Linked DNA regions of Mus musculus: regions 2, 3, 4 and 5 are each linked to region 1. Evidence: chromatin loops called from intact Hi-C (ENCODE). Cell type or tissue: heart. All regions are shown on one strand. Each heading gives the region's core, and the rest is flanking DNA. Links, peaks and the distances in the headings are about the cores only. Region 1 holds the start of Bet1 (Bet1 golgi vesicular membrane trafficking protein). Region 2 holds the start of Gng11 (guanine nucleotide binding protein (G protein), gamma 11). Region 3 holds the start of Vps50 (VPS50 EARP/GARPII complex subunit). Region 4 has its middle 77 kb from the start of Tfpi2. Region 5 overlaps Tfpi2 (tissue factor pathway inhibitor 2).

The links. Peaks named below come from ENCODE experiments on the same cell type or tissue, not always from the same donor. Only the 100,000 strongest peaks of a DNase experiment are listed, where the experiment ranks them.
Region 2: a loop joins it to region 1, with 3 times the contacts of the local background. A loop is called at or near these places in 6 of 42 quality-filtered maps.
Region 3: a loop joins it to region 1, with 12 times the contacts of the local background. A loop is called at or near these places in 11 of 42 quality-filtered maps.
Region 4: a loop joins it to region 1, with 3 times the contacts of the local background. A loop is called at or near these places in 3 of 42 quality-filtered maps.
Region 5: it touches region 1 in a loop (6-fold over the local background); 2 of 42 quality-filtered maps call a loop at or near these places.

Annotation. Positions count from the first base shown.
Region 1 is chr6:4,083,205-4,089,808 of GRCm38, reverse strand. It overlaps Bet1 (Bet1 golgi vesicular membrane trafficking protein), which reads left to right and starts at 2,879. Exons shown (of 4, transcript NM_009748.3): 1 at 2,879-3,032. The coding sequence starts at 3,014. In heart, for the core only: CTCF peaks have their summits at 2,772 and 3,000; a DNase peak (open chromatin) is centred at 2,798; H3K4me3 peaks cover 1,279 bases; H3K27ac peaks cover 1,016 bases.
Region 2 is chr6:4,001,415-4,008,018 of GRCm38, reverse strand. It overlaps Gng11 (guanine nucleotide binding protein (G protein), gamma 11), which reads right to left and starts at 4,032. Exons shown (of 2, transcript NM_025331.2): 1 at 3,608-4,032. The coding sequence starts at 3,703. In heart, for the core only: no CTCF peak of the experiment used is centred there; a DNase peak (open chromatin) is centred at 3,898; H3K4me3 peaks cover 2,267 bases; H3K27ac peaks cover 2,345 bases.
Region 3 is chr6:3,495,308-3,501,911 of GRCm38, reverse strand. Vps50 (VPS50 EARP/GARPII complex subunit) reads right to left here and starts at 3,519. Exons shown (of 28, transcript NM_024260.5): 1 at 3,357-3,519. The coding sequence starts at 3,389. It also overlaps a transcript of Hepacam2 not described here. In heart, for the core only: CTCF peaks have their summits at 3,610 and 5,516 (motif pointing right); a DNase peak (open chromatin) is centred at 3,541; H3K4me3 peaks cover 1,532 bases; H3K27ac peaks cover 943 bases.
Region 4 is chr6:3,908,964-3,915,567 of GRCm38, reverse strand. No RefSeq gene overlaps it. Among named protein-coding and RNA genes, the nearest start is that of Tfpi2, 77 kb to the left of the region's middle. In heart, for the core only: a CTCF peak has its summit at 4,097 (motif pointing left); no DNase peak of the experiment used is centred there.
Region 5 is chr6:3,964,002-3,970,605 of GRCm38, reverse strand. It overlaps Tfpi2 (tissue factor pathway inhibitor 2), which reads left to right. Exons shown (of 6, transcript NM_001381907.1): 3 at 2,556-2,738; 4 at 5,067-5,249. Among named protein-coding and RNA genes, the nearest start is that of Tfpi2, 22 kb to the left of the region's middle. In heart, for the core only: no CTCF peak of the experiment used is centred there; DNase peaks (open chromatin) are centred at 2,165, 2,475 and 2,705; H3K4me3 peaks cover 1,084 bases; H3K27ac peaks cover 642 bases.

The sequences.
Region 1 (6,604 bases), core at 638-5,637:
TGTTTTAAAGCAATACCAGATGATCATTTTGAAATGCAGATGTCAACTATTGATGACTCTTGGAAGAGTTATTAAATAATTTTAATATTACTGACGATTCCAAAGCAACTAAAGCCAAGAATGCATTGAGGTGAATATTGATACAGAAGAAATAGACCTTTTCAGCTGCCTGTGTGATTGACAAGGTAATGAAGCTGGATCTTTTGGGTTCTAGTTACAGAATACTTCCATAAACTCAGACAAACTGAGATGACATTGCTTGGGTACACAGGTGACACAGCCATGCTCTATTCTGGAAATCAAGAGTTAAAAGATCACCATGTATGTATAACTGGAAAGATAGATATCCACTACAGAAAACTAGCAGCAGAGAATGGAGGTAGAAGATAGCACAGAGGGAGGGGAGGGAATTGCATTTTAAATGCATGTGTGCATTTTGTTGTCAGTATTTCCTCAAGTCCACATTTGCATATCAGTTTTATAAATAAAACTAGTGGGCATATTTCAACAACCTCTGAAGAACCTTCTTGAAAATATTTTTTGTCTCTTAAGTATAGAAAACTAATCTCCACCATTGTTTAAAAAGCCACAAGGTATGCTGATGCTTATTACGTGTCTGTCACCGTGTTCGATCCATGGATAGGAAAAGAAACAAGCTGTAGGCTTTAAGTTTCTCTTGGCATTTTGAATCTATCAGGATGATCACTCAACACATTTAATAACAAACACTATTAAAATGACTACGAATTTGAGCAAATTGATGGTGAGTGGTAGGAAATATGGCCTTCTAAAGCAAATACCATGAAAATGAAATCTAACTCTATTAATCTAAAATGGTGTTTTACAAATGTCAACAAATTTTAAAATTTAAAATCAATTTAAGTTACTAATTAAATACAATTATTAAGGTGCCAGAGTGTCCATTTTGAAATTTAGCTTCATCATGTGCCTCTAATGATTGCTGGAATTAAAAAGAACCAGGATTTAGTGATGCGCCTGAAGCAATGGAAGAGAGAAGCATGTCGGCAGAGTAGACAGCAGCAGTGCTACCCTCCAACATCCCACACATCCCTTGGGTCTCCTAAGGTCATGCATATCTTGAAGGCCATGTTTTACTACCTGGACTTATTTTATCACAAGAATTTCATTCATATATGTATCATTAACTATAGAAGCCACTTATTCTATATACAAACCTGCTTTGTTGGTAGTTTGGAAGGAATGTGCCTCATAAAATTCTGTCCTTTCTTTCCTTTCCCTTGAGATATCATAGCTACAAACTACCCAACTTCCTCTCCTCTCAACATCACTGTTATTTGAAATGGTCCACTTTACTCAGCCTTGATGCATATATATGTACATCAACCCACTTTATCCCTCTCTACCTATCTCTGTCTCTCTGTGTATAAATCTATACCAACCTCCTTATCCCTATCTACCTATATCTTTCTGTCACATCAATCTCATTCATATATTCCCATTTCTTTCCTCTTCTTCTATGAATTATGACCTTGAATAATCAAAAAATGTTTCCTAAGACAAATGCAAGTTTATGGTTATGCAGCCAATGTAGTGACCCTGTGCCCTTGCTCAAACCCCCACACTTGTTTGGTGTGCCTCATTGTTCTGAAACTCTTAATAATTTTTGTCTTTGATCTTGTATCATGCAAATGAAGTCTAATGGCATAATATAACATGCTCATGTGCAAATGATATATTTGTAATAAGTGTTTTTATTGTTCTTCATTAATATGCTCTGGATTCTGATAGCCCTCTGACTCATCAAATTTTGCAAGATATTAAAAGCTACAAGGTGAAGATGGCATGTTTATGCTCGAGTATGAACACTTATAGTTCCCATAGTCACATGTTGTACTTGAATAAGAACTTGTGATAAAATCATCAAGGATCTTTGTTATATCCCCATACTCATCTCACATTCTGTATTAGTTGAATTGAAAATTATCACATAGCAATAGAAGCAAAGAAGGCGGAACTTAGACTCTTTCTTTCAGCCATCAAACCACAGTAAGCTGAGGGCAGAGTGTTAGTGCAATGTGTTTCTATTATGAAGTATAATGTGTGTAGTGAGGTGGTTCAGCAGCTAAGGGTACTTGCTGCATATGTAGCAGAGGATGGCTACATGCTCCATGGAAACAAGTATGAGGTATTTGTGTGTACGTTTTAAAAGCTCTAAGTAGGGTGGAGTGTTTAAAAGCTAAATATCACAGTTCTTTCCAGACTTAGATCAAATGCGTTAGGAAGCTGAGACTCCCCACTTCCCTACCCGGAAGTTCTACTGCAAGGATACATACATACATACATACATACACACACACACACACACACACACACACACACACACACACACATATATATATATATATATATATGTGTATATATATATATATTTTTTTTTAACTATTCCACTGGGCAGGATCAGGAAGGAAGAGGATTGATTTTCCTTTCCTGCTAAGAGGCTCAGACAGTAAGATGAGACTCTGTTTGAACAAAGTTTGCACTGACTTTCTCACCTCTGACTTTGGGTGAGCGGGAGTGCAAGGGAAAATCATGAAAGAGTCAACCATCATCCCGGCTAGGGAGGGGTAACTCTCCCAGGTTAAAGTTGGCACTAACATCAAAAAGTGCCATACTAAAAGTTCTGGATTAAGTAATGACCCAGAATAACAGGACTAGAGCCCCAGCAGCTGTCGCTGCCCTTCCGGAAGCCCCGCCCATTCCAGGCATTGTTCCTACCACGCCCCTCTTACCCAGTGCCCCAGAAGACGGAAAACTACATTTCCCAGAATGCAACTAGTAATCGCATTTCAGGACGCCTATATGTGTCCGAGTGACGACATAAACCGGCGCGGTGTTTAGACTTTACTGATGTCGTGGCGCTCTGAGGCAAAAAGTTGTTGCTCTTAGGAGCCCTGGGACTGAAGCCGAGGTCGGGTGACCCTGGCCCTTTCCTACTCACTCCTCCTTGCCCGCCTTTCCCTCTCCTGGCAGGATGAGGCGTGCAGGCCTGGGTAAGAACAGTGCTGAGGTTCGAAGTTTGGGGACCCTAGGACCTGCTGAGTCGGGAGCAGGGTTGTGGGAGGAGACTACCGGCCCTCTGTCAATGACTTTGGTGTTCAAAAGCGAGTTATTTGGGTTCTTTGGAGAAGGTTCTCTTCCTGTGTCCTAGTTCCGAACGGTTTCCTGAAGTTGTATTTAGACAAAAGTTTAAACCTATATGCTAGGTTGCACAGAGCGGTGAATTGGTTAGCATAAGTTTTTCTTTTTCTATGTGCTAGTTTGGGGAGTAACCCAATTTCCCAAGCCTTGCTGTTTCCTTTGCTTTACTCATTCTGGATCTTAACTTTTTTTTTTTTTTTTTAAGAAATGACATTTGGGGAGTAGTAAGCTTTAAGCCCACTAATAATGATGCGTTAGTTTGATAACCGTGAGTTACAAAGGTGAATTTACGTGTCCTTATTGTTAAAGTGCCTGTTATGAAAGGTCTGGGTCAAAGGCGAGTTACTTGGAACACTTCTGACCTAGACCTTGTCCCACTGCTAAGGCAGTAGATGTTGGTTTTGATGACTTAAATGGGTCAGGGGAAGGAATAGCTTAGTAATAACTGAAGTTCTTTCTCTATTAGCCATGTCTTAAAGAAGGAAGGGCAGAATGCTTGAAAAAAATGTGTGAAATATTAAAAAGGATGTTGCTGTTCTGGCAGACATTGGAATAGTAAAAAAAAAAATAGTTTTTAAAAATTTGAGGTGTTAAAGCCAGTGAATGGACAAACACTTAAAGTTAGGTATGAAAACTAAAGCCTCTTTTGCAACTCATAATTCACGGCTTGTTATGGGTTTTGATTATGTAAGAAGGAACACAATATTCATGACAGTGCAGAGACATGGTAGTAGTTTCAATAAGGTTGGTTATAGGAATAGAATGTGTGGACTTTAAAACCACTGAAAAATAAGGGCCTTGAATGGTGTCAGTAATATAGATTGACAGGGTTGTCAATAAGTAGTTGCATGTGAAGAAGTTGTAAATTTAGTTTTATGAATCCTTTCAGTCATTGAAAGAAATTAGTTCATCTCAAATAACCTAAAGAACTATTTTCAAACATGATTAGTCATATATGCCTACATTTTTCCAACACTAATAACAGCAGACATTTATTGTGACGCACCATGTGCTTCCCAAAGCTTTCAGGGTTACTGTGGAGCAGAAGATAAATTGCTGCGGAAGCAGATGACAAAGTACGATCCAAGGTGGTAACTTCATCCCAGTACAGGTTAAGTTCATCGGATAGTAAATGCAGTGGGGGCTTAATAATCCATGGCTCACGGTGGGCTTCCTGGAGCCGGAGAACCTGAAGGATGCTGGTGACTGTGAGGGTTGGGAGAAGTAAGTCCCAGATGAGAAGATGGCCAAACAAGATTCAGGGTAGTTATGAATGATGTATACAAGAGGTTGTGGTGATGAAGTCACTCTGAGTGAAGCTAGGACCCTGAGGCACCCGAACGATCTGACTATTCAAGGACTTTACATTCATCAGTAGGCCACTGGCCTATTGGAATTTTGTTTGTGCTGTACTGTTTTTAATACGTGCAGGTCAGGGATTTGACAGTAGGTTTCTATCTCTGACTTGTATTGTATGTTACAATTACTCAGAAAGATGTTAAATTAGATTTTCAATTAAATTAGAATCAGCAGGCAAGAGTCCCCTCCTAAGTCTTTTTGAAGTGCAGTGAAGAAGAGGGGTAATTATTTGTTTAAGTATGCTTATCACTTAAATTGGTGTTGAATTATGAAGACCTAAAAGTATCATTGTGTGCTGACCTGAATTTGAAATTTGAAATAATAGTGAGTCTGATAAGCATTTGTATGTAAAACCTGCCACCTTACACAGGAGCTGTTAAATGAATTGGCCTGCTTCAAGGAAGTAGCACTTTTCAGATGGCATCAGCTGGAAATGACCTTCAAGACTCGCCTTTCTACAGTTCATCATAGTAGTAATTAATTCTCACTGAAAAATTGGATCTCAGTTGGAATAGCAATTGTAGTATTTTATTTTACCTTAGTTGGTTTTGTTTTGTTTTTCTGTTTGGGGGTGGAAGATGATGTGAAGAAAGATCAAATTTGCAACTGCATTAAAATTTCTGGATCAAAAAAAGGAACATTTTGCTTTAAAAGAACAAAGTAGAAGAACTCTGAAATTAAGTATAAGATAGGCTAGAGAGTCAAAACAAAAGAAATAAATCAAAATAGCCATTAATTTTGGACAAATTAGTTAATGAAGTTGTCCAGTGATTAACTATCCAATCCAGAATTACTTAGTCACATTAAACAAGTTGAAGATCTTAAATCTTGTTAAGAGTTTGCAGAGATTATTTTAAGTGTTGATTTTAGTTGGTGAGCTGCGAAAAACAACTATGCCCTGTCCTCCAGCTTTTAATCTGTTTGAAAATATGTGTGGAGAAAGAGAGAGACCATGCCAGCCAGCAAGTGTGCAACTGTCCCCTCTCTTTGAAATATTTAACATTTTGTTATGGCTTTTGTGGTAAACGGAGAAATATAGGCGTCTGGTACATAGAAAGTGCTCATTAGGTGCAAGAGGCCAGAGAAGCAAAAGACATTCTGCTGTTGACAAAATTGGTTTACAGTAAAGGAAAAATGTCCTTTTTAGTTCATTTATAAGTATTTACTTAAGTATTGTTGTAGGGTGTGTGTGTACCTGTATGTTTATGGAGATCTAGGATGATAAATGAACACATTTAGTTTTTGCTTTTATACTTCAGTGTAGAGGTCAGTTTTGATGTTATATAGTCAGAGCTATAAAAATTCAAGAGTTTTGCTACTTCAATAAAATTAAATTGTGCTGTGCTTTGAAAGAGTTTCTTATTCACACGTAACCATTCTTCAGCTACTAGACTTACTGCTACCCACTCTCTCGGTTGTCACTATGATTGTTCTTACTATCATTGCTACTGCATTTGCTGTTTGAGCCTACGGTATCCTCTAGCTTTAAGGGTATCCCTTTCTTCTATCTTCCTAGGTTATTAGAGAATCTGCTTCCAGCCATGGACAATCTTGTCCCTTTAATACATACTACACACTTTTGTCACTTCCACTACATTAAAGTTGGTGCGCTTTGTTCTTCTGCGGTCCCAATATTAAAGCTTTCAGTTCTAGAGCCATCCAACAGGGTGGCCTCTCAACGGCTGACTGAGACCAAGGAGTCGTTCTGTTGAGAATCTCATATCTAGGAGGGCAGAAGCCAATTCAGTATCCTGCCGCGGCCATGTTTAATTTATTCTCTTGGTAATATGGGATGGTTTGGGTCTCCATTCTTTCATGATTGTTTATTCTAAGGGATCACTTTTCTTTACTCTGCAGCTTGTTTTCTTCCTTTACAAAGAAAATGATGCCATCGGGTTATTAACGCTTGGTGAAGTGCCCTCAGTGCCCAAGCATTTCTGTATGAATTTGTTGCCTAATGCTCACTGTACCTGTTGTTTCCCTGCAATTGCCAAGTACTGTAGTAGACAGTAATGGATTCTTCTATCTTCCACATCATCTCCAAGAGCGCAAGTTCTGTAAAAGT
Region 2 (6,604 bases), core at 949-5,948, 82 kb after region 1:
GGGGATCAAAAGAAATAAATTATGACAAGGAAATTGAACTTTGCCACTGGTTTTTGTAAGGTTCATATAGTTTAATAAACCATCATATTTCTAAAAAAATATTTTCCTACTCTAAGATTATTATTCTATTTATATGTCATATAATCTTTGAGAAAAATATTGTTCAAGAAACAAATAATTGAAAGTCATTGTATTAATAGTTCACCCATGATCTTCTATTCATACTTGTCCCATGATTTCCTTACTCTCTAAGACGCGAATATAACAGAGCTACCACGTTCAAAATCTCTGGATACCAGGCAGCTATAAGGCAGTTCCCAGGTGTTAAGGGTGTGCCACACCCCATGTCTCATGCAAGGGGGCATGCCGTACTCCAGAATTCCATGGAGTCACAGCTAGAGTCATAGAAGCAGCAGGGAAAGGCTGACAGGGATGTTAGAATTTCCTATCCAACTCACTCTGAGTCTTGCCTCAAAACCCCTCTGATGAGTAAACAAATATTATATTAAAAGCTTCCCTAGAGGCTTAGCAGGGTAAACTGAGACTCTGGAATTTAGGGAATCTGCTTAAACTTTTCTTCTCATGGGACAGGATTGAATTGTCTCTCTAAGAATTCTATCCTTAAGAGACAAGTTGCAGGTTTATTTTTTTTTTAAAGAGAGACTAAATTGGAAATGAAGAGTGAGACTGAGTGTCTTCAGAACAGTCTGTTTTGCAAGTGGTAAGTTTAAAGTAAAAGTTAGAGACTGATGAAAAGTAGCCTTTGAGTGACTCTCTCTAAATGTGCTTACATATGCATCTCCAAAATGCACCAGTAATAAGCACGTGTAGATAGCACAGTGTTAACGCATTTTGCATAATTATGAAAAATAAACTACTAATTAAAAAGTGGCATTCAAAAATAAACAGAAATAGGAATCTTATCGTTTCATTATTTCCTCCCCATACCCTAAAGTACTGTTTGCACGGCCGCGTGTGGGACCCACTGATCCAAAATGGAAAACTAGGTCAAACAGTTACAGGAATTAAAATATGATAATAAATACTATCTTTCCAAAAATCTAACTACTGCTAGCATTTCTAGTGTGTATGTTCTAAGGGAGTTCTCAGTGCTAATAAGGGAGTGTTTAAATCCGGAGTCTGTGGTCCCAGACGGATCGGATCCCGGTACGGTATGATCCGATCCGGGTCCCCACTCTTCCTGCAGAGGCTCTTTCATTGGGGTTCTGAAAAGATCCCTAATCTCCAAAAGTGGGTAATTGCTCCTTCTGTGATTGAGAGGATACACCTGACGAATAATTAATTATCTGCAGGCAGATATAACCTGCGTCTTTGTCTGCTTGGCCTGAGTTAACACAGAGTTCAGGTGTTAACGAAGGATGGACAGGCTGACCGGAAGGGTGCAGGGAAAAAGACTACTGAAGTACCTGCCTTATGCTCTGTGGCTTTAAGTGAGGAACTGGTTATCGCTTCTGGGACTGAGGGGGTTTTTCTTCTTTCAAGTGAGGGATTGAGTGAAAACCAAGCACCACAGTGCTTACCCAGCATCATTATAATCGTCTATATGTCATAGCTACAATAAAAAGTTTGGGAATGGAAAGGAGATCCACCATCCACTTTGTGTCCTGGAAGAATCACTCTAAATCTTTCTCTTGTCCTAGCAAACACCAAGAATGTTCTAGGAAACCTGTGCTGTAGGGTGTACCCCAGGGCTGTGGTGGCTGACCTGGAAACTGTAAATAAGGATGTTTGACTTGTACATCGGCACACCCAGGATGCTGCCTGATGTCGACTTTGCAACTTGTCCTTTCCTATACCCTGTAAATTCTACACAATGATGCTAAATACTCTGACTTTCCAGCTTTGCAAAGGCTAAGTATTATTTCAGCACACACCATACACCATGCTGTTTAATGTGCAATCCCTCTGGCTGAGACTGGCCAAACTCTGGGGTTTGTCATCAGTCAAAACAGCCCCCTCCAAGAAATAATGTTATCCCTTAGTTCTCTCAGCTGTCTTATTCCTCTAATCACATGATTTCTTAAAGTTACAGGAAAAATAGAATATCCCACTGCAAAATCGAGGAAGAGTGTGAATTTGTATGAAGCAACGGGCTAAATCAGAGTGGAAATTTCATAAAAATGTAAAACTCAAAAACTTCCAGCACCTCCCAAAAACAATTCAGGAGTATTAAGCTTTATCATGAATGTGTTTGGAGCCTGTTTATATAATTTGCTTCATTTCTATTTCTTCATTCTTTCAAATAATTGAAACAGAAGGCTAATGTCAAAGAGCCTGAGGTGTGGCTCAGGTGTGACCACATACACAGTGCCCAGAGTTTGAGCCCTAGTAATCCCAAACTCTTAAAAATAACATCACTCCATAGGGAAAGGCTGGAAGAAGCTGAGGAGGACTGCAACCCCATATGAAGCCCAGCAGTCTCAACTAGTGGGGATCCCTGAGATTTCAGACACTGAGCCACCAGCCAGGCAGCATACAGTAGCTGGTATGAGCCCCCCATCCCTGCCCCACTCATATACAGCAGAGAACTGCTTGATCTGGCCTCAGTGAGAGAAGATGTGCCTAACCTGCAAGAGACTTGAGACCCCAGGGAGTGGGGAGGTTTCGTTGGGGAGGGAAGGTGGGAGAGATAGGGGGATAGGATGGGATGTGGAACTCTGTGGGAGGGCGGACCAACTGGGAGAGGGAAATGACTGGGCTGTAAAAAAGTACAAGTCATAATAATATCAGTCCAAATTTTTCTTGCTCTGGGGAAAAAATTACTTTTCTTCAAATTGAACAAGCTATCCAAAAGTTTTTTTTTTTTCTAAACGACTGGTTGCTTGACAGAGTGGGAAAAGAAGATTAATGTAATCAAGGCGCTTACTATCAACAAAGAATTGAAGTAAAAATTCCAAGTTTTCCATGGAGTTTCAGTGAACACTCCTGGGTATTTTTTCATTGACTGGCCAGGGTGGCCTGGAACTCCTAACCCTCCTGCCTCCACCTCCTAAGTGATTGAAAATTACAGGCATGCACCACCACACCCTGCATTTATTTATTTATTTATTTATTTATTTATTTATTTATTTATTTTACTTTGCAGCCATATCCCATACAGTATAAATGTAATTATGTGTCTATAAGTCAATACAGTAAAGTCTATTAATCATTTAACACACTTCCAAGACAAAATGGAAATTGCATACAATTTGCAAATAACAGAAACTCAGGCAGTGCTCTCAAGTCCCAATGGAGTCAGGATCTTTGCAAAATTAAAGCTAAAATTGTTGGGAGATTTTCAATGTGGTTTTAGAAACATTCTATCATACACCGTCCTTTCCAGAATGGAAGCCAGCTGCCCTTTAAGGGATTGGTTGTCTCCCCTGTTTGGGACTCTGTCTTGATAACATTTGGCTTTAGATTCCTTATTAGTTCCTGGCTCTTCTCACCTTTTGCGATTCCCCCACATCATCTAGAAGGTGGAGCCCCCTTAAAGAGAAGCTCCCAGAAAAAGACACCCACCCCTACCCCTCATCGTTTAATCCAGTAATCCTGACCTTGGCGCATTTCTGAGAGTGAATTCTGAAATAGCCAGCCACCTTACCTGTTGTCTCTGCAACTTGACTTCTTTGCGAAGTTGCTCAACCTCCATCTTCAGTTTTTCCTTTTCCGGCAGATCCTCGATGTGAAGGGCAGGCATCTTTGCCCCAGAACTGGGCCCAGAAGTCACTTGTGCAAGGGAGCCACTGGAAGCGCCTAGAACTGGGACGCTTCCCCAAATACCCGCGGGCCCAGGCTACCGCCCCCCGCGCGCAGGACGTGACTGGCTCGGGAACCGCAGCTCCCAGCTCCCCGGGGGCTCGGCTTCCTGCCCAAGCCTGCTCCCGATGGCCTTTCCCAGACTCCAACCAACTTCAGGGCGGCTTCTCCAGGCCGCAGCAGCCCTGTAGCCAGGCAGTCTGCCTAAATATGGGACATCCTCCTGGCTGCTCTGGGCAGGCTGCAGACCCTGCAGGAACAGGACCAGGTCGCAGCTCTGGGCTGGACTGCCACAGGACTCTTGCCACGCCCGGGGGAGCTGCTGGGCTGGAGACAGAAGTTTTACTTTTGTTCTCTCTCTCTCTCTCTCTCTCTCTCTCTCTCTCTCTCTCTCTCTCTCTCTCTCTCTCTCTCTCTCTCTGTGTGTGTGTGTGTGTGTGTGTGTGTGTGTGTGTCCAACTTAACATCCGGGTTTTGTTTAAAGCCAGGAAAGGAACACTACTCAGCAGGAAATAACTAAGGATCCTTAGATCCTTCACCTCTCCAAGTTTTAAAAATACACAGCATATAACTTTTCCATACACGTAGTGGGGAAAGTGGATATTGGGGAGGAAAAGAAGAGCAATATGGAACCTAGCTAGGTCTCAGAAGTATACAGCAGAATTGTGTTGACACATTCCACGTGGTTTCCTAAAAGCTCAAAAGGCCTTTCACAAAAATATGTTTGGAGGACAGAAGTGGTTTGAGATGCGGGGTGTTTCCTGTCATTAAATGACCATCTGGCTTCTCAATAATAGAGCTTTCACTTTTGGGGAAGGAAGACGTAACTCTGGGAGAATAGAGGACACCCAGAGAAGCCTAACAGAGGCTCAAAATCCCCTCCAGAGTTTCTTCCATCCCCGCAAGTTTTGGGAATACTCCTCTACACGAAGGGGCAGTTTTCTTGCTTTTTAACGTTTTGAATTCCTGGCAGACTTCCTTTCCTGGATGTAAGCAGCAAAATCACTTAGAAGCAGAAGAATCCCTACATTATGAGAACATGGTTCACAGAGAGCAGCCTTGGATAGCCAGGAGAGTCTACCGGGACATACTTAAGCAGGCAATGCCAACCTTTACTGGCTCCGTTGGTCATACTGCTCAAGGACAAGTAAAATATAACGTTTACGTAGGAAACCTGCCCTTGCAGTACTCGACTCCCTGTTCTTCCCAGAGACAACCTCCCAACTCATAGTTAAATGTGGATGAAGAGTGGAGCCATTAACTGAATATTTCAGGGTACCTGACCTTAGATACCCATCATTGTTTAGTAAGCACAAGCTTTGTTTGTGCAGTTTCTCACCAGGCTCTGCTGACTGTCCTCACTGAATATATTAAGATGAAAAGAACAATGGGCTATTTAATGAGTGCTGTTTGGTAGTCCTTCCAACTCTTCCTGAGCCATCATAGCTAAAATTCACTTATGTTTTGTTTTCCCATTTTAAAATTATGAAGTGAAGGAAGAGAGTGAGCTGCTGGGGTGTGTGGTGTCTCTAAGACCTAAATATGCTCAATCGTTTTTGGTTTTGTTTTTGTTTTTTAACAAAGGAAATGTTTAAACGTTGGACTTTTTGTATTTGAAATACCAGAATTTGTCAGGTTGAGAGTTGGACTGTCTGGTGAAGTTTGGCTTCTTAGTGAACTGTCAAGACAAACTCACATCTGTCTGAAGAACCCAGTTGTTGTTTTAAATTCCCTATGTCTTAATGTCAAAAGGTTGGCTAAAAATAGCTTATGTAAGCCAGTGAAAGGAACTTAGATGAATGTGGGCTAAAGTAAACAGGTCCTATACCAAAATTAAATAAGTTGGCAAAGAAAATTAAGGTACCTATATCTGTCTTAAATGATAGACTATTTTGGCTAGTAAATTTCTTCTTTGTTAATCAGCTAGTTGCATGCAAGGATATATATTTATAAATCCATATTGGTTCATGAGCATGTTCCTCAGCCTATGAGACTTAAAGTTTAAGTATTAATTTATATTTTTGCTTTCATTCTCAGAAAATTCACAGCATATCTTGTTTGAATAAAGTAAACTAAAATGTGGAAATGTTTTATTGTTATTTGGTTTTAGGTGGTAAAATGATGCAGTAACTTTAAAAAGTGGAGGGGTCTGTAGGCATTCAACTTTAAGACCCAAAGAAGAGTCACAGTAAGGAATTTCCCAAGTATCCTTGTGGAGATGCTCCATTGCCAGTATTCTAAAGTAGGAGTTCCGTTTGTTTTAGTTCTTTAGCTCCTGTCCCTGCTGTTGTTCCGAGGACTCTGTGTTTCATACATGCTAAGCAAGAACTGAATCACCTATACAGCACCCAGAGTAAAAAAAAATTTTAAAAGTATATATTTAAAAAAAAAATAATAGTTTGTACTGGCGGATTCAACTGTGTTACAACTTTATACTGTGCATTATTCCATGAGAAAGTTATTTACAGGGTAGCATGACTAAGATATTAAGTCATACCATAAGGAAACTGCAGGTGTAGACAGAATAAACTTTTGTTAAGCATCTGGCCAAAATCTATAGTAATCTGTTTAATAAATGAAAAAGAGTACGGAGATGATGTGACTGGTAAAAGTGCCTGCCACTCAAAACCTGAGAACTTCAATTCAGATCCTTAATAAACACGTAGAACAGTGGAACTTGTTAATAATCTACAGCGATAGGTTGCAGGTTGGGACAGAAATCAGTGGATTCCTGGAGCTTCCTGCACAGCTAGTGTGTCTAGCCCTTTGAGGAGTTCTGGGCTCTGCTTAAGAATTCATCCCAAAAAACTGAGATATGTTCATGCAGTGATGGTACCAGCGC
Region 3 (6,604 bases), core at 780-5,779, 590 kb after region 1:
GTTGTTGTCTGGGCTGGAGAGAGGGCTCAACAGTTAAGAGCACTCGAGGACCTGGGTTTAACTCCCAGTACCCAAGTGCAGCTCTTACTGTCTGTGACTACAGTTCCAGGGGATCATGTCAGAGAAGTGAATGCAGGGAAAACATACAAATAAAAATTAAATAAATTTATATAATATAAACTACAAAAACAAGAAAAATTTTAAGGAGAGGGAGAAAGAGAAAGGGAAAAGAGGAAGGGATGGAAGGAGAGAGATAGGAAGGGAGAGTGGGCTGTTCCCAGGTCCCCATGGCTCCTGGGCTGCTCAGTCCCAAAGCTGACTCTCACTCAAGTCCTACCTGACGGATCTACAGCATATTTTAAATCCTTGCTTTTCTTATGCTTTCTTCTTTATCCGTATTCATTCAGTAAGTATTTATTAAGCATCAGGCTGCTACAGACTTCATACGTCACTGACAGATCCTTCATAGTCTGCTCTGCAAAATCCATCTCTTAATATTAAATGGAAAGAGCAGTTTGGACTTTTCATATATCTACTGCCATTCCACTTCACTTCAGCCAATGCTGTCTGCCAGTCTATCTGTGTTTGGCTGCAATAGACTTGTAATTCCTGAAGGTTTATCTATGCCTCAGATTCCTGCCCATAAACTCGGACCCATTTGTCAAAGTCTCTACTTAAATATCTAAGCAGCCTTCATATAAAACCGTCTAAAACCCTCTTCCCTGAAATCACTGCTCCTCCAGGGTTCTCCATATCACAAAGTGATAAATCTATTCTTCTAACTACAGGAGCTAAACCAAATTGGGCCACCCTTGACTCTTTACACAACACAGGAGGGAATTTACATCAGGTCCACAATGGCGCAGCCTCCGTGCATGTCCACCACTAGCATCCTGGTGAAGGCCCATTCTCTCTACCACCGGGATCACTGCAGCAGTCTCTGGAGTCTCTATTCTTTTTTTCTCCCTTCTTAAGTATATTACTAAAACGGGCCAAAATGGCCACTCAGAACAAAAGTCAAGGCATGCTCTGACCTGTAAAGTTCAGTGTCACCTGCTTCCTGCCTACGTCCTAACATCATCTCCTAAGGCCATTTCCTTTATTCCCTGTAGTCTGCCTACAGTGGACCGTAATAGTTCCTGAATTTGTTCTTCTGCTGTTATCCACTAATCCAGTTCACCCACTCACTTCTCTCAGGCCTTTGTATTATTTTTGCACTGAAGCTTTCTAGGACCAGCCCATATCTACAGATATAATTGAACTTAAATTACCAAGCCTTCCAGGCCTCCTTATTTCCTTCTCCTCAAACATTTCCCTGAAACATTTCCCTCACCAAGTCTTCCTTAGCACTCACTGTCTATTCTATTCATTGTTGCCTCTCCCAAATCTGCTGGAATAGTGCCTGGCCCACAACACTCAATTCAGTTTGACAAAACTGAATGAACAGAAGCCAGCATAGTGAGGAACGATGAGTCACAGGTCTCATCTACATAAGGCCAGCTAACTAAGGGCACCCATCCCTGTGAACGTTCTGCAAAGAACAATCAAAATGGTGAGCAATCGAGCCACAGAGACAGAGAGACAGAGAGAGAGAGAGAGAGAGAGAGAGAGAGAACCCAAATAAAATTAAATTTTCATAAATCAGAATTTCATCTCTTTAATATACATCAACAGCACAATAATAATATATGTATAAATTGAGCTTTAAACATATATAATTAGGGCCACACATTTGCATAAACCTGTTAACTTTACATTACTATTATTTATACAGTAGTTTCTTGTATACGTTCTAAAGATTTTTTTTCTCCAACTAACTACAGATATAACCTACTATAATTCAGTAAACTGTGTGAGGCTTAAGAATTCACACTTTCTGCAGAGTCAGCATTACATTTACAAACATTATGGATATATTATCACCAGTTCTCTGGAATTCTTTGGAATTTAAGGAGAGCACCAACCTTAGGAAGAAAAAACCCAAATGCAGCAGCCCAAGGTATTTATAAGCTGTATGGCAGACAATGGACTATGCTGCTTAACAGGCAAGACCAAGGAGACAGAACGCAAAACCAGAATGTAGTCATCCAAATCTGAGGGGCTCCTGAGTGTCTGCTCCCTCTCCTCTCACCTCAGGATGGAGCAGCCTCCAAACCTATTCTCAAGTAAGAAGCAGCAAGACGCACAGCGCCAGTGTCCAACAACGTGAAAGGCTGCTAAGTGCCTCTGCCCCCTGCTTGTTTGTTTTATTATTCATAGAAAATTTTTTCCTAGTTTCTCGACTCAAATCAAGAAAAAGAAAAGCATTATGCAAGGATCACGTACGTACTGTCTATAAGAAATTACAAGTGTCTGTCCCACTACTGCTGACACTTTGAATCCTCAAGCAGGACAAGAAGTCTTCTGTTCTCTTGTTAAGAAAAAGAAATTATAAGTGAAGCTTTAAAGAAAGGACTCTACCAACATTTCTAAGCCACAATGATTTTAAAACTCATCTAAATTGCACTTCTTTCTTATTAAAACAAAGAAAAATTCTAATTATGTTTCAGTAGCTAAAAATGCTACAGTCAAAACAAAGGTTTCTGAAATAAAATGATCAATAAATACCTAAAAAAAACATACATTTCTTCAACTCCTCGAAGGAAGTTGAGACACAGTATTAGGAAGCTCTAACATATGTGAGACAAGATATAGTACCAGTCTTATTCCTGAATTATCATTCTGAAAAAAAAAATTCTTTGTCAGAATTTTATTTTTTAAGTAGCAATACACAAAGAATGCTGACATATACTAGCTTACTGGTGACTTACAATGCGATACTTTGAGATGGGAGGGGGATAGAAAAGGAATTGTCATTCCCATGTTTAAATCCAAAAACACAGCTACAAGTTTGGAGAGTTACTGCCAATCCACAACACTACCAATGTTGGCTACAAACAGCCCTTTGCCTTCACCCTTGCTCTTTCGAGTTTTCTCTACTGCACAGACCCCACCTCACTTTCCAGGGCACCTACTGGCAAACGACCACCAGTGAGGACGAGGGGGACGCTGCAAAGCAGCTAAGGCTGTCCTGGAAAGGAAACTAAAGCAAAGGAGAAGGTACAAAGACAGCCCAGCTCCCTGATTGGCTTTGTCTAAACGAAATGTTTGTAGGAAGACACTTCTTTCAAGGAGTCGAGGTCGGATCTAGGAGGCTCAGTTGAGATTTCCAGTGTACTACTTAGCTGCCCAACACCCCTGAGCCCCGCCACCCACTATAACTTAAGCCTACGCCCGCCGCCACCAAGGAACTGGGCGTCTCGGCGCCTCTCACAGCCGGGAGCGGGAAGCTCTTTAGTTCAGAAAACAGAACTCACCTGCCGGGTCATGAGAGATTTGATTTTTTGCATGTCGAAGTCGAGAGACAATTACCCTGCCTCGGAGAAGTAACAAATCACATAATCCCACCAGACAGCCGGCTACAACACAGGGAAGCCATAGTGAGTCGTCACGTGGAGCTGCCCGCCTGGGTCAGCCTTCCTTTCCCCGAGCATGACGGGAAATGTAGTTTTCCGGCTGCAATCAAAGGAGGAGGCCAACTTCAGTACTACATTTCCCAAGAAGCAGTCGCTTCAATGAACTGGGACTCCTTCTGTTCCAGAGCCACTACCTGGACTTGGAAGAGCGTTGGGCGAGGCGAATACCTATGACTTAGGTAGTCTGGCCACTGAACTAAACAACTCTGAAGCGTCTGTAGATAGTCCACTTTGACAAGATGCCCTCTAGGAGTGCAAGAGAAAGCACACCTGGGCTAGAGAGGCGAGGAAAGAGACTGATTGACCTCCATAAAGAGCACTTGGAAAGGTGACTTAAGACAAGGAATTTCCCAGTGGCTCTGGGTGTGCCCTGAGGAAAGTGGGAGGCAGGACCCCTAAGATACTGATGGCCAGCCGTAGGTTCTTCTTCATTCTTGGCATTTCCTGAAAACGCTCTAGAAAAATCAAAGGATTTCGTCTACCCCACCTATCATTTTTCTACCTGCTTTAGCAAAGGCAAGTCGAGGCAGATGTCAGTAAGTATGAGGGCACTTGTCACTTTAAAGCCCTGATCTTGTTATTAGTAGTATAAAGGAGAAAGTAACGGGGTAACTTTGCTGTGGGGGGCAGCAAACCCAGAGCTAATAACAATAGGTAACAATGAAAACTTACGAATTGGGAGAAATTTTGTTAATGGCTTCATGTGTATGACCTTATGCATTTATCTACATGAGCATCTTTTCCTTGTTTTGTTTTGTTTTTGTACTACAATTTTTCATACAATATGTTCTGATCAGGTCTCCCCTCCCCCAACTCATCCTAGATCTGCCCCTACCGCCACACTTGCTTCCACGCACCTTCTTTCTTTCTCCCTCTAGAAAACAAAACATGCAAACAAACAAACAAAAAGATTGAAAAGGAAAGAAAGAAAAACACAAGAAACACACCCGCAAGCTCGTATGCATGAACATCTTCTGGAGTTACCATCATCTTCATGTTAAAAAATGGTGAAACAGGCATGGAGAAGTTAAGATACTTACCTAAGATTGTTAGACGTATAAACTGATGACTTAAATGCTTAAAGGTTCCCGGTATTATGCTGAGGAGTGACTCCTAAATCAGGACACCAGTGCCTTTTAACTACATTAGTTTAACGTATTATAAAAACTAATAACTAATGTTTTTATTATAAAAGCAAAGCATAAACTTGACTGTATGGAGGGTTGGACACTAGCTCAGAAATCGCCTATGCAGTTGCCTCCTCTAGTGGCTGGCTTTTCCTGCAGATGCACTTCTCTTTGGGAGCAATGTAATTACAAAGTTAGTTCACCTTAGATACAACCATTCATGTAATCTTGAGGATTTCCCCCAATTGATTCTCCTAGTGTAAATAATTCTACAGATATGAAGGGGTCTGTATTAAAGATTACAGCTGCTTGAAATGCTTGTAGTAGATGCTTGCTCACTGTGTACAACAAAACCAGCCCAATAATGTAAATGAACAGTAAACCATGTGTGATTGGCAAGACCAGAAAGCAGTCCTGCCCTCATCACCCACACACTTTCAGTGACTCCTTATATTAATGTAATCGTTATGCACAGAAATGGTTTTAGTGCATTCATTTTAATGCAAATATAACTAAGGTGAGTAAACAGTCGAGGATATGGGACCTTTTTTTTTTTATTACAGAAGCAGATGGTAGATTATCAACTGTGCTATGAAATACTGTGTTAAGACAACCCAACCCCACCTCCCAACCCCAGAGGAGATCTCATTATATAGCTCAGGCTGGCTTCAAGCTCAGAGATCTCCCTGCCACTGCCTCCAAGTGATGCCATATTTCTGGGAGAATTTTCCTTTTCTTAGAAAACTCTTTGGAACTATTTTAGGAATTCTGTCATTTTGGGAGCTCTTGAAGTTAAATTTGCCTGTATGATTTCAATGTTCAACTCCTGATTCACCAGTACTGTCACAAACAGTTATATTTACCAGCAAACCACTAGAGGGCGCATGGTTAATGTGAACAGTTCTTGTACAAACCACACATATAATGCAAAAATTTGAATGTATATAATAACAGGGAAAAGAGCACAAAAATGGATCGTTCTTGTATCTAAGTCCTTATTAAAATACCTACTATTTCTTTCTGTCACAAAAGTTGGCATTTTAATATAAAATGTGGAAAATACTGGAATATTCGTAAGTCCTTTAAATGCTATATATTTGATACTAGGGGCACCCCTCCATACTGTCTTCGTTTCCCACATCTTACCAAGGATCCTGGAACTCTCATAATAAGCCATTTTTAGTTTAAGGACAATATGAAGAATGATCTTATTTGATCAATATGAAGAATGATCTAAATGGAGTGAAGGAGCTTGTGGGGTATCTATTTAAATCCTATGGGTTTTTTTTTTTCCAATTGGATGTTGTGCAGTCTGTTATGAAAATTTGTGTGAAATTCTTAAGGAATGGCTAAGGAGCAGACAACATAGACTAAAGAGCACAGGGGTTTATTTCTGGGGAAACATGTTAAGAAAAATGAGAATTATGCTTGGATGTCAATGACTAAGATTGTTCGCTGTAGTCAAGGATCTGAGAAGGAAAGTATATATCTAAGTAAATACATTGAAGTGAATATGTATGTGTGCAGAATTTAGAGGGTGTGGAGAAACTTGTAGTCATTGCCTGGGCTTGAGGATGCCCTTGACATATTTCTGAGGTGTGAAGCATTATAAAGCAACTGAACTGTATAAAGAACTCAGGTTTCCCAACAGTAGTGTCTTTGCCTTTAGACACATCTTCAACAAGTTGGGAACATTGACATCAAGAGTATTTCCAAAGTTGTTCTCCAGAATAACAATTGTTCTTTTTTTAATTTTTAAATAATATTTGAATAACAGTCTTCTTTGAAGCAGTTAAAATGAAAAACCATGCCTTCCTTCACTCCCACACTCTAATCACTGAATTTCTTCAGTGAGACTATCCTGTTAAAAATTACTTATATTGAGAATTCTACTAGCTTCAGGTCAAATGTTTCTAGATATGTTCCATTCCATGCAGAAAGTGTGGACCAAAGCCTTCTTAC
Region 4 (6,604 bases), core at 1,009-6,008, 170 kb after region 1:
CAGGGCCATACCTTTTTTTCAAAAGGTTGTTACGATCACCTGCTGTTATGACCATCTGTTGTTATGACCATATTATGACCACCTTGCAATCATGTCTTCATTTCAAAAAGCTCTAATGACAATCTTGTAGCCCTACCTTTGTTCAGAAGGTATCTATTTTAAGCAACTTTTTATATTCTACTCCTTTAACTCCACTTATTTTGCCTACCAAACTGCAATTTTTATTTGGAAGACCACTACCCCTAAGCTATAACAAGCTTGTCTTCCTCACACCCGGTGCTGACCTCTCAAACTTCACCTGCGGGTTGAGGAGGCAGCCTGAGTACACAAGTAAAACAGCTTGCTTTAATTAGTTGTTTGCTTTAGTTAATTAGGCAAGATGACCTTGGGCCGGTGGTCTTTCTCCTCCCATTTTAAGGATTAACACTGTATTTTAATTACTAAAATTCTTAGTTGAAACTTTCACATACAAATTCATTTTTATTTAATAATATGAAAAGATTATATGGTAATTTAATCTCCTTATTAATGTTCATGTTTCATTTCCCTACAATCTTTAATATCCCAGTGAATTTTCTGATTTTCTCAAATAATGAAAAAAATGAGCATTCCAGCTGTACCAAAGATTGGGAAAGTGTAACCAAACAAGGCTGATTTTTATGAATACAACATTTTCAGAATGTAGTCATTCAATTCATTATCAATAGCTGCTTTCATACTACAAAGACAGGAACAGAGACAGATTTAAATAATTACTAATGACAGTGTATTACCCACAAATCCTAAAACATGGTATGACCTATTATAGAAAACATGTTTAGAACAAAAAAGTTATTATTTGTATGATATATGTTTTCCCATCTCTCTATAATTTCATTGATGTTACTCTTTAGTTTCTCTTCTTTTTGGGACATTCTTTTTTTTTTATTAGATATTTTCTTCATTCACATATCAAACGCAAGTATGGCTGCTGGACTGTGTTTTCTTCTTAGTGACCTAGTACTTGTAAAAAGGCAGAACACTGAGTCCCTGTAGATACAGCCAATGAATCTCTAGGCTCCATTAGTACTGTGCATATGTCTCCGTGTGTATGGTCATCCAATGAAGCATGGGCAATCTACCAATGGCCATTTTAGCCTAAGAAAAGTGATTCTTTCTCCCTCAGCAGTCATCAACTGTCAGTAGTTCCTCCACTAGGCTGGGGCAAGAGGAATCGTCCTTCTTTGCTGGGCTGTTTTCCTTAATAATTTTTACTTAATTGAAATATAATTATAGTATGTCTCCTCTTCCTTTACGTCCTTCCAAACCCTCCCATATCTTCTCTGTGCAAGTCCAACCTCTCCCTCCACACCAGTTTCAACTCTCTCTCAAATATATGCCCTGTGTGTGTGTGGTGTGTGTGTGTGTGTGTGTTTGTGTGTGTGTGTGTGTGTGTAATGTAACAGCATGTGACATTTATTTTTGGGACCTAAGTGACTTCACTATATATCCTTTTCCAGTGTCATTCATTTACCTGCAAATTCCGTGATTTCATTCCTCCTAACAGTTGAGTAATATTCCACTGTGTGCATATACCAGATTTTCATTACCCATTCATCAATAAACTGGTGTATTAATTCCATTCACTGGATATTGTCAATGGATCATCAATAAACATAGATGTGCAATTATCTCTGTAGGAAGCACTGGACACATGCTCAGGAGTGGTATAGCAGACTCTATGACAATTCTACTTTTAGTTTTTAAAACTAGCTTTGCTCTATGACTCAGATTCTGATATACTGTTTAGACTTTTGTTGGATCATGGAATTTTTACATTATCTCCTCAAATTTTCAGTGACCTGCTATTTATTTATATTTATTTATTTATTTATTTATTTATTTATTTATTTATTTATTATCTATTGTTTAGTCTCCAAACTTTGTTTTCTGATCAAGTTCAAGAGTTATTAGAAGTTACAGAACGTTTCCTCAGTTTGCTTCAACACCGATTATTCTTTCTTTTACTTTGCCTTTATTATTAGTGAGGACTTCCTCATGTTTGTTGTTGTTGTTGTTGTTGGTTTGGTTTTTCATCTCTAGTATCTCTACTGGAAAGAGAAGAAAAGAAAAATGGGAGAAAAAAATGAAAGAACATTAACACCCTGGCTCAATTTTCAGGCATACTGCTGACTTTCTTATCTGTTTCCCAACTGACTTCCATAGTCTTTCAGTCCCAGAACCATGTTTATCTTTATATTTCATTCCTAGCTGTTTTCTAAGCACACTGCAAATGTGGAAAAAGTAAAAGTATGCCCTTGAGCATTTCAAAGCTTTTAATAAAAAATGTTTTATAAATGTTACTAATTTGATTGCATATCCTGACAACAGAAATAGAGACAAAACCCATTGGTATGAAATCTTTGAGTCAGATGCTGTTCTTCTCTTCATGAGAGATACAAGTAGTGCATAAAATTCGACAGTTTTATTTATTAGGATTTAAAGACATGATTGACAGGTATTTTTGGCTTTCTAGGTGCATATCACAGATTGTGATAAGTTGCAGTCCTACTATTGTTAAAATAAAAATACTTTCTAATATTTCTAGATAAAACTCATAGGTTATTAAAATGTGTTAATGTTTAAATATTTTCCGATTATTCAAGTTATATATTGCTATTAATATATAATTTAATCACATTTTTCAGAGAATATAATTTAATACGTACATTTACTAGCAAATTAAGAAAAAACACATTCTTTTAGAATGAATAAACTGCTATTTCTAGTGTAAATTCTTTTCATGGAGATTTGTTTGTTTCTTTTTTTGTTTAATCTGGTATAGTTTCCTTTTATACTTAAAAAATACTCTCATGTCTGTGAAGGGTTACTAGATAAAACCTCTTTTTGTCATATTTTATCTAGGAAAGTCTAATCCATATTGGTTACTGAGGTTTGGAAATTTAGGGTCAGTTTTATTTCTTTTTCAGCACTTTAAGGATATTGATCCACTGTTTTCTAGCTCTAATTATGTTTATGAGAAATATATAGTCATTCAAATAAATTTCTCTACAGAATGTTTTCTTCTTTATTTCTGTTTAGCAAATTGTTTGCCATGTCTTTAGGAATGGTCATATCTATATCTCTATTCCTACTTACTGCTTTGTATTTTTATATTTGTAAATTTATGCCTTTCATCAAACTCAAAGATTTTCCACCATTATATCTTCAATTATTTTTGTTCTATTATCTCAGCTCTACAAGGACTAACTGCATTTTTCTACAAATGTCCCTGATAACTTTTAGATACTTCTCCCCCCTCTACCTTTTCTTTTATTAATTTCTTTGAATTGTACTCAATTCCATCATTTTATTATTTTCATTTTAAAAATATTTTTCTTATAACTATTTAGAGCACAAAAATGTGCATATTATATTTATAAAATGCCTCTTTCTGCTTCTTATACTTTCTACTTTTGGTAAAATATTTTACATTCTCAGTCATAAAGTTCTCATAAAAATCCTTTTGAGCATATTACAATAGGTTTTTAGTCCTTAAAAAATATTGCAAAATCTATGTTGCCTTTGACTTAATGCATCAATCATAACCTGAAATATAATTCCCTATATGTCAAATCAGCTCGAATTGTACCTCATACATGGGGAATGTTACTACATATATACTAAATTCTGTTACAGTTCTCTGAAGATTGTTGGCATTTCTTCTAGGCTGGCTCAAACTCCACAGCCAACAACTTAAGAGTAGAGAGTTTTAAGTCTTAAACCAGGTCTTAGAGTCCTAAAGACACGGAGGTGCTTCTTATCCAACTATGAACAATTCATGGGAAGAGTGAGGTTTCAGAAGAGTTCATTCTTAGAATATGAGTTTGTGACTTGTGTTTTCTCCTCCACTGTTTCCCATGTTCTTCAAAGACCCTTTAACTGCATTCTGAGAATTGTTCTTTCTTAATCCACTCATGACATTGTCTGTGGGATGAACTGTACGAATGACAACAGATGATTCTAAGCGGAGGAGGCTTGTAAAGAGTTGTAGCGTTTACAACATTGCCTCCTAATATTTACTAAATGTTTACTTCACTGGCTCCCTCTTCTGTTTCTACAACAAAGTACAAGACCTCTAGTGAGCGTTGTGCTTTCCTCTCTTTTCTTCCTCTCATAAGGCATCTTTGAGGATACTTTTTTTCTTGGAACCTTTCTGTCCATAGTTGCATTTTCACCTCTTGTCAGCGTGCCTCCAAAGAAGGCCTCTCTTTCCAAGGTGTTCTCTTCCCAGAAGCACATTTCCCAAGAATGGTGTGCCTGGAGTACATACTTCCCATACTTAACGGACCAATCATTGTCTGGAAGCCAAGTTGTCTGATTGACCTTGGACTGTCTTCTTTGTTTCCTCTTCATTGGGATCATCTCTGGAATGGAACCCTGCTGCACTCTGTTCTATTGCTAACTTTGTCCCTGATCCTTTTCTGCTTATTACTTGCCCTAACCTCTATTTTAATTTAACTTCTAGGTGTGATTTGAAAGATTTCAGATATTTATTTAAGTAGGTAAACTGATGGTGAGAACAGGAAATAAAAACTAGCCAGACAGTCTTAAGGCAGAGAATCCCAAGAACAAATGGCTTTTCCTTGGTTCAAAACTAGAGATGTTCCACATTCGTAATTGCATCCTTGCCAAAGGTCACAGGTACTGAGAAGGAACATAGCTCAAATGTCTTCAGTTCTCAGACCAGAGTGGAGGTCCACTTTCTCCTTATTTCTCCTTTTACAGATACTTCCTATTCACCCTAGGAATGTCTTCCAAGGGTACTCAACTCCATTGCACATATGCACACACATACACATAAAAATTAAAACTCTTTAAAAAACAAAATAAAATAATTATAAGAAAAACATAACTCTCTTTGATCCCCAAATTTCATGGGCATGAACTCATAGACCATAAACATTGTGGGAGTTTTGTGTCAACATCTAGCACACTAACTCTTGAGTTTTCTCACACCAGAGGTATGAAAGAAAATCTCTGCCACACTCAAAATCACTGCAGTTTTCTTCAGCAATAGATTTGCATTATACCCGAATTCAAAGTAAAACATAATATAATGTAGGTACAGTCTACAAATAATATTTAAAAAACCCCTTTGGCTTTATTTGGAAAGATATACAGAAGTATATGAAATGGACGTGTGGGATTTAAATGATTTTTTTATGGATTGAACTCCAAGTATACTATCTTTATGACTGTTGAAATGTACTTTGTGCACATCTGCATGCATGTGTGTGCACACACACACACCTTTATAAACTGAGGGCTATACAGTATTTTACTTATTAGAAGTTTTTAATATTAGATTAAATATCCTAGGTAAATTCTATACCATGTATTGCATTTCACTTGAATTATATGTGGTTGTTGGTGTATTCAAGTGTCTTCATCCTGAATGGATTTGAAAACTGATTTGACAGAAAAACACATAAAGTAGTTGATTGTAGATTTCTTGAGATAGAATTCCAAAGAAATTCCAACTTGACAATGCTTAAATCTACAATAACCAATATTGTTTTAGAATTCCTCAGACATAATCTTGCAAATAGTTCCCAGCTTTGACAGTTTAATTGCATTCAAACCAGAGCAAGATGCTACCACAACGCTTTATTCAGGGGATCTGGTCCCTAAAGTGTCTTTATACAGTCACCTAGATGTCAAAGCCTTTCACAGTCCCTAAAAGATAGCTGAATTATAAGTTTTGTGATAAAAGATGATAATGTGGAAGAAAAGAAATAAAAATTTAGATAGCATAGAAATGTAGTTGGGGGGGGGGAGAGAAATGTAGTTGAAGAAAATATCCCCAAAAGAAGCTAAAACACACATTTTAGTGAAGCTGACCAATAATAAAATTTTCATGACAGAGGCATTGCTGCTAAGAGAAAATAATTCCTGTTTTATTTATGTATTTATGACTTTCAAACTGAATCCAAGTAACTGAAAATATACACACTTATATACACTGTATTTGTATTACTGTTGCCTAAATACTTGTAAGGAAAGTTATTACACAGTAGTTTTAATATGAGTGGCTACTGGATCCAGTGGATAACTATAAAGGGTTCTAGACCACTATGTTCCAGAACAAGGGACTGGAAACAGATACACGGACATTAGCATAAGCAAGGGCAGATTATTAGAAAAAGTTACACTTCTGAGGGAGGAAGCACTGGAGCATAGAAAAGGTTTGGGACTTCACTGTAGAAGATGTTGGGTTCTAATGTCAGCAGAGGTTGGTGTTGATTGTTTGAAAGCTGTTTTCCCTCCTAGGTTAATCTTGCAGCCATTGCACCAGGCCTTCTGAAGTGCCCATGACACTGCCCCTAAGTATCCCTCGGGCTTCCACACCAGATTATTTTGTTGCAGAGTTATTGTAGCTGACCCTGAGATGACGGCTATGACATGGCCTAAGACATAATAGGCCAGTTCTGGAGAAAGGCGTCCAATCATCACATATGGGTGTTGAAAGAAAAGTTAAAAGGCATTTTTAAAATCATGAAATTGAGCCAAGTACTCCCTGGTCTTTTGTTCTGATTTTCTATACTTTTATATGATCTTTAAT
Region 5 (6,604 bases), core at 773-5,772, 120 kb after region 1:
CTAGTTCAAAATAGGGCCATGAAATAACAATCTTCAGCATTGAGGTAAAACTCCCATTCGGTACCTGTCTTTGAAATCTATCTTAGTTCGATTTGGAGATATATGTCATTGCATTCCAGAAGGGGATACGTAAATATGTAAATTTGGAACTACCTTTTCTTCTGAACATGACCTGGTGAAATATCTCGAAAATTCCCCTTCTCTGATACTGCATGGAAAGGACTAGGAGGACCCAATCCCGTTCTCCCTAGAATGTGGGAGGAAGTTGATTGTCTTCTAGAATCTGCTGGCTATCTCAGTGATTTCTACGCTAAGCTGGCTCTGGCTCATGGATAATGTTCACCTCTGCCCAACTTTTCATTAGATGAAGCTTAAGGCCTGGCTGGAAACTGGCCACCTTCAAAGTATGGCACCTGTAAATCAGGGAGACAACTGCCTCTCGCGCATTCTTTCTCCTCATCTCCCCCACCCAGTTGGTGGTTAAGCTTTCAGGGCTCTGACTGTCCTTTATCGTTGCTATCTAGTAATGCTAGCCGCACTTTTAGACCAGGCTAGTCTCCAAAGTCATCTGACTCTACCCTTTGACCTGAAAACAGGGCACGTTGTTATGCACAAACCTACCCAGAGTACTGGACTACTGGGAACCAGTCTGCTGTACTCTTCAGAATCTTCCAGAAGCTTGAAAGAGATCTTCTTTAAATTCCTAGTATTTTCAGGAAAAATCAGGGATAGTTACTCATTAAAAGAATGTCAGATAAACAAGAGGAAATAAGAAAGAAGTAAAGACATGTTTATCAAGAGAGTCCTTTAAAGTTCCCCTCGATTTTCCCTAAAATTCTTATGTAAAATTTAAATGTTGATTTTGATGCCATGTAAACAAAAGGTTGGCCATAATCTAATCTATATCAGGAGAGTACTGGACTTTATTAGCTGTGCTGACTAGGATATGTGGGAAGGGGCTGACCATTTGCCAGGCAGATCTCTCTGGACTTTTATGTTCCATTTGCAAAGATCATCATTGCTCTCAGGATGGAAAACCATCCCAGATAACCATGTGGCAGCTTCTTATACTCCCTTATGCAGGAATCATAAAAGTTACATTCCACACCTTCATTCATACGTATAAGCTAGAGACTCTGTGGTATTTGTATGTTGGATTTCAAATTTGAACTACTGACAACACAACATAGGCATATTACCAAAAAAGTAGTTGAGAAAAATCACAAATCCTCAGGCAGTCAGCATGACATGGGCTTCTAGTATCAGCATTTAGGAGGTGGTAGAGTAAGGGGCAGCAGTCGTTTGTTAATGTTTATCCTTCGCTACACAGCCAATTGGAAGTCAGCCTGGCCTACATTAGATCTTGTTCCAAAAAGCAATATCAACAAATAAATAATTAGTAAATAAATAAAACTAAATTTAAAAAAACTAACAAAAATATAAACCTAAAGAGTACTTCATTTAGAATCTCATGCATATGAAATTTAAGAATGGCCAAAGCTTCTGTATGGGCACAGAAATCAGCTGCCCTGCCTTAGTACAGGCTTGTATCTCAAAGGAAACCTTTGCAATGATGGAAACTCTAGTTCTTCAACAACCAGGAGGAGGTGAAGGCAGGAGGATAAAATTTCAAGGTCATCCTTGACTACATAACAAATTCAAAGCCAGCCTAGAATCCACGGGACTGTCTCAAAAGAAAAAAGGAAAATCAGAAAAGAAAGGAAAAAACTGTGCTGCGATTCTTGATTATGGTGTTGACTTTTTATAGGGAGATTCCATCAGCATTACCCTAAAAATTCTACTGAGCGGAATCCGTTTGGAATAGATTTCTGATCTCAGAGTCCATTGGGATGATCAAGAGTCCATAAGAACAGTGGATCTGTCGTTTCCCTCTCTCTCTCCAACTCCTGCTCTGGGATTCAGGTTTCTTTTAGGTGAAGGTGCAAATTGGCAACTGGTGCGTTGAGCAATCCTCCACCGTAATTTCCCTCTGGCTAGCCCACTTCCCATCATCACTGACACACATGCACTCCACAGGCATCACCCCTTGGCTGCAAGCAAAACGTTGGGAATCAGGCTCAACTTCTCAATTCCCAGGAAATTCCTCTTGGAACACACTGAACGCGGGGGCGGGATGAGCTCTGCCTAAGGCGTGAATCAGCCACGTTATGCGCTCCGCCCCGTCGGGGGTCCAGGGGTGGCTTAAAGGCTGCTCTTCTAGCAGGCGACTAGCACTCTCCTCCCTCCAGGCGTCCAGAGAACCACAGCACCACCCAACACTATGGACCCTGCTATGCCCCTGCAACTGTGGAATTTGCCGCTGCTCCTGGTGGGCTCCGTTCTTGGTCTCACTTCAGTGTCTGCCCAAGGTATCTGCCCAGGATCCCCCTTGCCGCATCCGCTTCCTTGTCTTTAGGTCCCTGCCGCCACCGAGGGGAAGTCGTGCCCTAGTTGGTTCAGAAACTTCTGTGGTGAACTCGAGTCAGATCTTCCAGTCCCTGCTAGGCACCAAATCTGACCGCCTCCCTCGTTTCGTTCCTTCTGACCTCTTACAGGGAATAATTTAGAGATCTGCCTCTTGCCCTTGGACGCAGGACCTTGTCAGGCCCTCATCCCCAAGTTCTACTATGACAGAGACCAGCAAAAGTGCCGCAGATTCAACTATGGAGGCTGCTTGGGCAATGCCAACAATTTCCACAGTCGGGACCTCTGCCAACAGACTTGCGGAAGTATCGAGAGTAAGTGTTTGGGGGTGACAGAACATAACCGGCCTCGGCACAAAAGGGGCGGGCCAGAGTTTATGCCCACCTCCCACATGATTGCTTTGAAGCTTCTCCAAAAGAACTCCCAATCTACAACCACTAACAGAGTTTATCTCACTACCAGATTCCATTGCACCTCTGTCTGGGAAAGATACAATGAGCCCTTCTCAAGTCACAATAAATGCAAGGGGAAAACAGGAGTGCTCTTCCGCATCAGACAGGACATTAGTTGCAGAAATACGTCTTTGAGACCACTGTTGCCTCTTGTCGATTACCCGTCCATAGAGAATATTTTTTTATTGGTTCTTATTTTTTGAAGTGTGATTTAGCTCACTATCTGACTTTACTTTTGTTAACTTACACTTGGGTTAGTGTAGAGGTATAGACAGCCAGGCTTCACAAGAGTCTGTTTTCTTTTACTTTGTCATTTTATACATGGATGGTCAATTAAGGATGGTGTGGGGCTTTGGTCACCAAGGAACTCAGCCAGGAAGAAATATGTATTGGTGGGAATAACAGGGTCTTCTACGGAACTTGAAACCTGTATCACAATCAAGTCAAACCTGCTCACTCTGTCTATCAAAAGCTTACCTTCAGATGAGCGGGCGAACTTTTGGAGTTCACTATTCCAGTATGAAATAAGGTTATCGTCCCCCAGTAGTTTCAGAAATGATGGTAATGTTTTGAAAGTACTACTAAGAAGGCTGCTTTGGCTTTTATTAGCATCTTATTAGTTTCTTGGATTAGCATACAAAATGCCGGGCTTTATTAGGCTCATTCCTACATGCACACATACATACATACATACATACATACATACATACATTCATACATACATACCACTATTTGTTCTTGCCTTCCCTCTGAACCTTCCTCATCCTCTGTCCCATTTTGCTGGCCCTTATCCCCAAGTAGTCACATCTCCAGTTCTCATGGCACATGTGCTCTGTACACTCTTTGCCCCTCTTCCCACATCTATTTCCTCCCAAGCTTCACTCGTCCACCTGCCATCATACATACTTCCATCATACATACTCTTCAAGTTAGAGTGTTTACGGGAGGATATGTGTGCTGTTTGTCTTTCTGAGTGTTGCATGTTTTGCATTTCCATAGAAACATTGTGACTTCATCCTTACCTTCATCTGAAAAATATTCCATCGTAATTCAGCCACATTTATTTTAAAATCCATCTGTTACTAGACAACTAGGGTGTCTCTGTTCTTCAGCTCTTCAGTACGGGGAGAAAGAAGCATATGCAGATGTTTCTGTGATGTGTACACTCAGGACGCTTTATCTACACCTTTGACTTTGATAGAATTGGGTCATATGATAGTACTATTCACTTTTGGAAGACCTCCCCTGATGACTACCATAGTTGCTATGCCCACTGACATTCTTTTTTTTTTTTTTTTTTTTTTTTTTTTTTTTTTTTTTTGCATAGTGGAGCATATGTCCTTATTTTTTTTTCTTTTTTTAATTAGGCATTTTCTTCATTTACATTTCCAATGCTATCCCAAAAGTCCCCCATACCCTCCCCCCTCCGTTCCCCCACCCACCCACTCCCACTTCTTGGCCCTGACGTTCCCCTGTACTGAGGCATATAAAGTTTGCACGACCCCAATCACAAAAAACTCACATGATATGTACTCACTGATAAGTGGATATTAGCCCAGAAACTTAGAATACCCAAGATATAAGATACAATTTGCTAAACACAGAAACTCAAGAAGAATGAAGACCAAAGTGTGGACCCTTTGCCCCTTCTTAGAATTGGGAACAAAACACCCATGGAAGGAGTTACAGAGACAAAGTTTGGAGCTGAGATGAAAGGGTGGACCATCTAGAGACTGCCATACCAAGGGATCCATCCCATAATCAGCTTCCAAACGCTGACACCATTGCATACACTAGCAAGATTTTGCTGAAAGGACCCTGATATAGCTGTCTCTTGTGAGACTATGCCAGGGCCTGGCAAACACAGAAGTGGATGCTCACAGTCAGCTATTGGATGGATCACAGGGTCCCCAATGGAGGACCTAGATAGAGAAAGTATCCAAGGAGCTAAAGGGATCTGCAATCCTATAGGTGGAACAACAATATGAACTAACCAGTACCCCCCGGAGCTCGTGACTCTAGCTGCATATGTATCAGATGGCCTAGTCAAAGAGAGGCCCATTGACATTCTTATTGAAAGTGAACAAGGTTTATTCTTCTTGCCCCAACTCCTCACTGACTTATTGCTCTTTTTCATAAAACTGAAAGATTACTTTGAATAACGTGTTTTATTGCTTTCCTGTCCCCCAGAAGTTCCTCCAGTTTGTCGATCAGAGCTAAAAACATATCCATGTGATAAGCCCAATATACGGTTTTTCTTCAACCTGAATACCATGACATGTGAGCCCCTTAGGCCTGGTCTGTGTAGCAGGACTATAAATGTATTCTCTGAGGAAGCTACATGTAAGGGCTTGTGTGAACCACGGAAACATAGTAAGTACTTTAATTGTGGCACTTCTATTTCAAGTCTTCCTTTAAAATTTTTATATGAAGATCAATAATTTGATTTGAAATTAATATTGTTTGTATGCTGGTGATTATACAATTATGTGTGTACCTGTGTGACTGCATGTCTGTCTGTCTGTCTGTCTGTCTGTCTGTCTGTCTCTCTCTCTCTCTCTCGTGTGTGTGTGTGTTGACTTTAACAGCTTCTGCCCTGTAGGAAGCATTATGTCCTTATTATGTGCTTCCATGTGTGGGTACAAGCTGAAGGTTAATGATGTGCAAAGCTCTCAAGTTTGGACTGTGACAAGGCTATTAGCAAAAAGTTGCTACGTTTTCTCTTGTTCCTGGAGAACATCAATTGAGCATCTCTAATTAGAAACTCTGTAATGTAAAAACTGGAGATCAGAAATTTTCTAGCACTGGCCTTGTTTCCAAAATGAAGGTTTTCACACTTGACCTCAGCTGATGGATAACAGTAAAAGAGCAGGTGCACTAATATTATTGAGTTACATTATCTTCAAATCCTGCATAGAGGGGGGATACGAAGCACTATGAAATTCTTATTTAGAACTGAATCCTAGCACCCCATCTGCAAGATATTTCATTGCACATATGCAGATGTTCCAGAATTTGGAAAACCCTGAAATGTGAAAAGCTGTGGCTCCCAAGTATTGTTTCTGTTTTTTTTTTCTTTTTTTTTTCTTTTTTTCTTTTTTTTTTTGGTAATTATATCACAAAAAGTATTCTGTTCTTGTAGCAGAGACACACAGATTTAAAATAATTAAATCAGGACCTCCTCTTTGGCCAAGAGTTTGGTAGAGCTGTGTTGCTGTACTGTGTTGAGTACTGAATAATCAAGTACTGAATGCATGTAAATGTTTCAGGTGATGGCACTCGCCCAAGAATGTCAAAGTATGCCATGTACTGAAACTTAAGCCCATTTTAGGATGTCTAGTTGGAGGCTTAATGACTCTTTACATTGAAAAGTATGTAAATACACAGGTTTAGAAGGCATTATTTTAGCTTATAAAATTGAGAAGGATGGGTATGGGAGGTGTTGACTAGAGAGCAGAATGATATAAACATAGAACATAGGACACACACGCATGCACACACACATGCACACACACACACACACACACACACATATAAGTTTAAATTCTGAATTTTATAAAAAATAGAACAATCAAAATAGAGCTGGTAAGCTTCCCGTCCCAGTGACTCGAGATAGACCTGTTTTGAATGGTTCAGTATTTTGGATTCAGCATGAGTTGTCTGTGGGATTTTTGCCAGCTAGACTCCACTGAGCATCACTGTCTCTTAGTCTCGTATTACAGTATTTC